2 separate regions of the Mus musculus genome follow, and region 2 is linked to region 1. A link is a contact called in ENCODE Hi-C or POLR2A ChIA-PET data. All regions are on one chromosome and are shown on one strand. The core of a region is the stretch at or near the end of the contact, and the rest is flanking DNA. Distances in the headings are between cores, read along the strand shown. Region 1 holds the start of Ak3 (adenylate kinase 3). Region 2 holds the start of Rcl1 (RNA terminal phosphate cyclase-like 1).

Region 1 (3,314 bases), core at 217-2,716:
GCTCTCCTCCTAATTCCACACACAGGCACGGACTGTGTAATTTACTTATTTACTAACTCCTTCTTGTGCAGCAATAACAACGGGAGAGCCACTCATTTGCTTTTTTAAGTACAGGGATGTCTGCCTCACCTTGCCACGGAGACCACGTCTTCTCTCTGAGCAAGCAAACCTACCTTGCTACCCTCTCCATCACCCCCGAAATAATTACTTGGAAACAGCAAGTAGTTCTGAACCAGTCATTTGGCAGCCTTTGAGGGGGCACACATGGTGTTTCCTTTAGAGACACTTTTCTGTTTTCCCGGTGCCCGGCACAAGGAAACCGTATCAGGCGGACAGTGGGCAACGTTTACGGAGCACTTTGTAGTTGGTCTTGTACAGGCAATCCACACACCGTTCTACTCCACACCAATCTCCTGCGTCCATTTTACAGATAAAATAAGACTCAATCGCTTCTCTTCTGCATCCGTTCGTACCTCACTCTCCCTCTCTGTACTTCAGTTTTCAGAGCCCACGCCAGGGCATCACTGCTCCCTCCCACACCTTCTGGTTAGTTGTTGTTTGGTTTTTCAAGACAGGGTTTCTCTGTGTAGCCCATGCTGTCCTGGAACTCGCTCTGTAGATCAGGCTGGCCAGGAATCCTGAGATCTGCCTGCCTCTACCTGGGTGCGGGGTTTAAAGACGTCTATCACTGCTGCCTGCTGGTTTGTTATTGTTTTTATTCACAGTACTGTTTCAAAAAGCCTTACTTCCACCCCTGGACAAACAAGCAAGAAAACAAACGGACAGCAGTAGAAACTCGGGTTTGTTCAGCATAGCATTCTCGGAGGCCTCTAAGTACAGTGGCACACAGTAGGCACTGGGTAGCTCTTCCTGAAATGAATGCATTTCTGAAGGAGCTAGTATGTTTGACCTCTGCGGAAGTTAACGGTGACAGCTACTTTTGGTTCTGAAAGTGGATTCAGGGAGATGAGACACATACTTCACTTGATGAAAGCTTCTGTGAGGAGGGTTCCAGGTCACCCCTGGAGGAGAAGGAAATGGGGTGAAAAGGCAGAGGGAAGAAGGTCAAGGGAGGATTGGTGTGAAAAGGTGGGGAACACCTGGTGAACCAGAGGGGCCGAGGGGACACAACACGGGGGCATGCTGCTTCCTGTTGGGTCTGAGCAGGACAGAACTTGGCTCTTAGAAAAGACTAAGGGTGAAAAAGGTGAACACAGAGGGGGGAAAAAAATGAAATCCAGGCACTCAGAGGTGCCAGCGGGAGACTAGAAGTAGAACGGGGTGCTCAGAGGTTGTCCACTGGGGAGAATGCAGACGGGCGCAGCCTGCAGGCTGGGACCAGGCAGCACAGGGCACGAGGGTCTGGGGATGCCAAGAGGCGCCGGGTGGAGCTCAAGGGAGTGGGGTGCAGGGGCGCGGAGGGGCGGTGCAGCAGCCGGCGGGGCGGCCCCGGTGGCCGTCGCTCACTTCCGGGAGAGCCGGGCGTCCTGGCCACCGCCCGCTTGCAGCTGCCAGCCCTCCAGGGCCGCGGAGCCTGTGAGCGCGCAGGCCAGGCCACAGACCAGCGTCTGCGCAGCTCGGACCACCGCCAGCCACCATGGGGGCGTCGGGGCGGCTGCTGCGCGCCGTGATCATGGGGGCCCCGGGCTCCGGCAAGGGCACCGTGTCGTCACGCATCACCAAACACTTCGAGCTGAAGCACCTCTCCAGCGGGGACCTGCTCCGCCAGAACATGCTGCAGGGCACAGGTGGGAGCTGAGACCGAGGGCTGGCGGCGTGCGATCGTCCCGGCGGGGCTTTGCGGGCCGGGGTCGAGGGTCCTGCGACGCGGGTGCAGCGCTCCCCGACCTCGCCTGGGGAAAGAGCCGTTGCGCCCCGAATCCTCTGGCCTCCGTGGGCAGCTTCGGGTAGATGGGGGAGGGGGAAGGAAAGGACTAGGAAGTTCAAAGACTGAAGGAAAGCCCTTGGCTTTGTTTTTAGAAGCTCATTCGACACAGCTGGCAGCTGCGGTGGGGGTCCAGCCGGGGGGAGCTGTGCCTGTCTCTCCACGTGTCCTTGTATGCAGAAGGCAGGCTTTGGCTCTGCCAGGGCTAGCTTCTTTTTTTTTTTTTTCCCTACACCCCCCCCTCCCGCCCATGGTAAGCTCCGTGGGATCTTGTAATTCTGACCTTTCTCTCTGCAAGGTCAAGTATTACTTATTTTCATTGCAGTCACAAAGTTGGCTTAGATTTTGATGCCCCCAGACATTTCTTAGTCACTAAAGTTGTCCTTGTAACAGTTACATAAACGATTGCTGTGTTTCTCCTTCCAAAGTCTTCTAACTCAGCACAAAAAATCTAGCCAACACTTTACAAAGGGTGGGTTTGTGGTAAGTTCTATTTTAAGAAAAGCATTTTTAAATTTATTTTTTGGGACAGTGTCATTCGATGTATTCAAGGATAACTTTAACTTAAGTTTGACATCCTCCTGTCTCAGCCTCCCTAGTGAGTGCTGGGATTCCAGGCGCCAGCCAACTAACAGCTGTAAACTATTTTTTAAAAGCTTGCACTAGATGTGTTTCTCCACAATAGTGTTGACCTTCAATTTCAAACTAGTGCCTATTTTGAAAATTCATTTGAAGCTTATTTACACAGAAATAATACCTGTTCAAGGTTTTAAAAAAAAGAAAGTAAAGGCCAGGGAGAGGAGGGAAGACAGAAATGTATAAAGTAAAAAGCAAAGTTTTCTCTTAGTCCCTACCTCAGCCCAGAACCTCGGAGAGAAACAGTCTATCTCCTTCTGGAAATGTCTTTGTGTAAAGCTCCTTCTTACAACCTCAGTGTATCAAGTTACCATCTACTTACTCCACATCAGTGTTTTCGCACACTGCATTCAGCCTGCCATCCCATATGGAGACGTTGTCCGGTTCCGCACTGCACTGCTTACCCTGTGTCTGCTGAATCTACCGCGATTTATTTACCTCTCCACTCCCTCCTGGCGGGTGTATAGCTAGTTTCTAGGAAAGGGTGTTTTTTGTTTGTTTAAAAGACACTGATATTCAAGTGTGTGCGTGGGGGTGGGGGTGTGTGAAAACCCACAGTTTTCAGTTTCTTTGGCTCGATCCTCTGCACCCCTCAAGCATGTTTTCGTTTTCTTCTAATGTCGACCTTAAGAAATAATAAAGGCTGCAGTTAATTAAAGTTTATCGAAAGGTTATTTGACTCTTGCTAAATGTTCTTAGTGCAACAGATTGCAATGCGAGTTACTGCAAACAGTCCCAAGTCCTGAAGACTTTGCTGCTATCCAAAGTACAGTAGAAGTCTTTAGGGGTGACC
Region 2 (3,311 bases), core at 763-3,262, 53 kb before region 1:
CAGAGGGAGTGGGGGTAAGAGATTTGAGAGAATGGAGTACAACCAATTTAGTCATCATCTCTCCTCAAACTCTGAGGTTTTTGACTGTTTGCTTTCAGGTTTTGTTTCTGTTAAACGGTCTTGTTTTTTTTTTTTCCCAAAACAAGGTCTGACTATGCAGCTCTGGCTAGGTTAGAACTCACAAGTGAGCCAGCCGGTGGTGGCGCACGCCTTTAATCCCAGCACTCGGGAGGCAGAGGCAGGCGGATTTCTGAGTTCGAGGCCAGCCTGGTCTACAAAGTGAGTTCCAGGACAGCCAGGGCTACACAGAGAAACCCTGTCTCGAAAAAGAAAAAAACAAAAAACAAAAAAACAAAACCAAAAAAAAAAAAAAAAGAACTCACAAGTGTAGACCAGGCTGACCTCTAACTCAGAGACACACTGTGTGGCCCAAGCTGGCCTTGAACTTGGGATCCTCCTGCCTCAGCCTACAGAGTGCTAGGATTACAAGGCTGTGTCACCAAGCCCAGTGCTCTCTCCAACAGGGAAGACAGACTTTACTCACTCCCTTAACAAGCCTTCTGTTTTTTTTTTCTTTCCTAACCTATTTCCATCACCATGCACAAAACGTTTACAGTGGTAGCAATGAAATTATTAAAAAAAAATTCAGACATGATGAAATAATCTAGCCCTCTAGTAAGAAAAGAAAAAAAAAAAAAAAAACCTCGCAAAAATAAACATACCAGCCTGACCCAGGAGGTCTCCTGAACGAACTACAACCCCCCCCCCCCTTTCAGGCTACTGATAGTTTTTTTTTTTTTTCTCTTTTTGGTTTTAATTGGTTCAATTGTCTTTATCAGAAGGGATCTTGGAGACACTTTTGAACACGCACCTAAATTCTAGGGGAACAGCTGCAAACCAAAGCCATTTAACAAGACGCGGGTTCAAATGATGGGTTCAACCTATCTATCTACCTTTGTGAGACAGATAAATCAATAAGACCTTTGAAGCCTGCAGTTTAATGTTTGGCCTTCCTTTTCCTTAAGCCAAGACAACTACGTCTACGACGTAAAAACTATCTTGGTTGAGCGCTCAGGAGCAGACCTGTAATCCCAGCACTCGGGAGGTGGGGAGGTAGAAGGAACAGGACTTGAAGGGCATCCTCAGTTACATACATAGTTTGAAGGCAACCTGAGCAACATGAGACTCCGGTTCAAGAAAAACAAAACAAAACCCTATTACAAAGCTTCGCTACTGCGCACATCGGTGACTAATAGAAACAAGCGCATCGTTTAAAAATAAAATTTTATAATACACTTCCGAAGAGATAGGGCGGGGGTGTGGTGGGGGGGGGAGGAGATAAATAATGGCGACAAAAACTGGTGTCCAAGCGGGGCAGCGGTTTCAGAGACCTGCTTTGGATGAGATTGGGAAACCAATCTGTGGTACTTTTCTCTCTAATGTCTCACTCAATCACTAGATGTTGGTCCAATAAACTGTTTGTTTTTCTCCAGGGAGGTTTATGGCGAAAGCAAGAGACTCAAGAGAGGGAAGCGAGTGGGCGATGCCTACGATTCGTAGCAACAAGCTAGCCAGGAAAACGTGCAGCTGTTTACTACCCGTGCCCAGGAGCCACAGGGCATCCTTCCACGCGTGGCGCAGCTCGCGGACAGATCTGTCGCCCGACCACCATCCCTCCCACGCGCCCAGTGGCCACTCCGGGCTACGACCCCGGGTCCTCCCTCCTCGCGCCCCCTCCCAAGTCACCTCGGAGGCCCGGGTTGTCGTCCCTGGCGCGAATCCTGCGGATCTTGACCGGTCGCCCGCTCAGGGTGGACAGGACCAGCCGCTGGCGCAAGAAGTTACACCCCGCGTAGCTGAGTGAGTGCGCCTGGGTCGCCATGTGCGCGCCGTCCGCAGAGGCCCGGGACCCGGGACCCGGGAGCGCGACCAGGACCAAGGCAGCCCCCGACGCGTCCACGTGGTTTAGAACAGGAAGACAGAGCGACTAGACACCGGGTCAGAGGGGAGCGGGGCGGAGCCAGCGGCCGCCCGCCCGCCTCCTCCCCTGGCTGGGGCGGCCCGGCCTCCGAGGCACACTACCATTGGCCCACGAGGGATCTGGGTGTTGCCCTCTCTGCGTCGCCATTGGTCTGCGCTGTAGCTGGGCGGTGCTCATGCCGCGTTGCCATTGGCCGGTAGTGAAAGAGGGCGGTGCCCGGGCCCCAGCAACAGCGCGCGGCTGGAGGGACCCAGTTAGTGCTGCGGGGAAACCCCGGCGCCCAGACGCCTTGGGGGTCTGTCTGTCTGTCTGTGCCGGACTTTCACGGCCTATGCGATAAAGGAGGCAATGGCTCCGCCTGGGTGCCCACAGCTGGTGGTACTTAGCAACGTACCTACGGCAGCCCCGGGCAAGGATGCTAGCTAGCCTCTCCCGCGTTTTCCTGCCACCGAAGAGAACAGGATTGACACGCTTACCCTGTTGTAGGCGCCTTGTCTGGGTCTGAGCCGAAATCCTCTGAGGTGCAGCCTGCAATCTTTCACTCCCGGGAAATTGCCAAGCTGTCAGAGGCTGCCTGAACTAGGACCCCGAGCCTTTAGACAAGAGACCGCTGCTTATTTTGTAATGAGGGGCCTCTCTTTGTCCCTTTCTCAGCTGCCCCTTCGTTCATATTCTTTGAGTTTGGTGTCAAGACATATCTGTAACCTCGCATGACTCAAAATGGACAGTTGCAATAACTTCAAGACATACATGCTCATGCATGCACGGGGGATGGGTGGGTGGAGATCTTGCTTTTCCATCTGTCCTGTCATCCAAGCTTGCACTACAAAACCTTTCTAAATATTGTACTGTTTCACGCCTCCATTAAAAAAACAATCAAATGACTACCAACTTAGGAACGCAGTGGTCTTAGTGTTAGGTTTACAGCCAGCCATTCACGGGCTGTAACCCCAGACCTTAAGTCCCAGAAAGCACAGTGAAGGATGGAGTAGAAGCTGGAGAAAGAAAAAAAAGGGGGCCATCCTAAGCGAGTGAGAGTCCCAAGGAAACCCCGAGGAGCATCAGTGGCCATCAGAGAAGAGTCTACGGATCAGCCCTGAAATCCACTGAGGCAGCTAACCCACTTACCACAACGCCATTCTGTTAAGACTGCCTTTACACAGCTAAGCGGCATCTGACAGGCAGCGTTCTTTGGAAAAGCTCCAGGACCCATAGGCTCTCCTCTAAACGTTGTTGTGAAGAATACTAAAGCACCAGGGGTACTTTCACATCAGGAATGGATTTTTCATTTTCTTTTTTAATGCTATCTCGTTTAATTACTCAATAGTCT

What was found. Hi-C counts contacts between places; a loop is a spot of excess contacts on that map. ChIA-PET counts read pairs that join two places held with the same protein, here RNA polymerase II (POLR2A).
Region 2: a loop to region 1 is called in a map of left cerebral cortex, with 8 times the contacts of the local background. The contact joins the promoter of Rcl1 here to the promoter of Ak3 in region 1. A Hi-C loop is called at or near these places in 1 of 37 maps with a recorded cell type or tissue (left cerebral cortex). POLR2A ChIA-PET finds 5 or more read pairs at or near these places in 3 of 5 experiments (Patski and embryonic stem cell).

The regions. Positions count from the first base shown.
Region 1 is chr19:29,046,113-29,049,426 of GRCm38, reverse strand. Ak3 (adenylate kinase 3) reads left to right here and starts at 1,466. Exons shown (of 5, transcript NM_021299.2): 1 at 1,466-1,748. The coding sequence starts at 1,598. It overlaps 1700018L02Rik (RIKEN cDNA 1700018L02 gene), which reads right to left and starts at 1,944. Exons shown (of 1, transcript NR_028360.1): 1 at 698-1,944.
Region 2 is chr19:29,100,076-29,103,386 of GRCm38, reverse strand. It overlaps Rcl1 (RNA terminal phosphate cyclase-like 1), which reads right to left and starts at 2,012. Exons shown (of 9, transcript NM_021525.2): 1 at 1,747-2,012. The coding sequence starts at 1,882.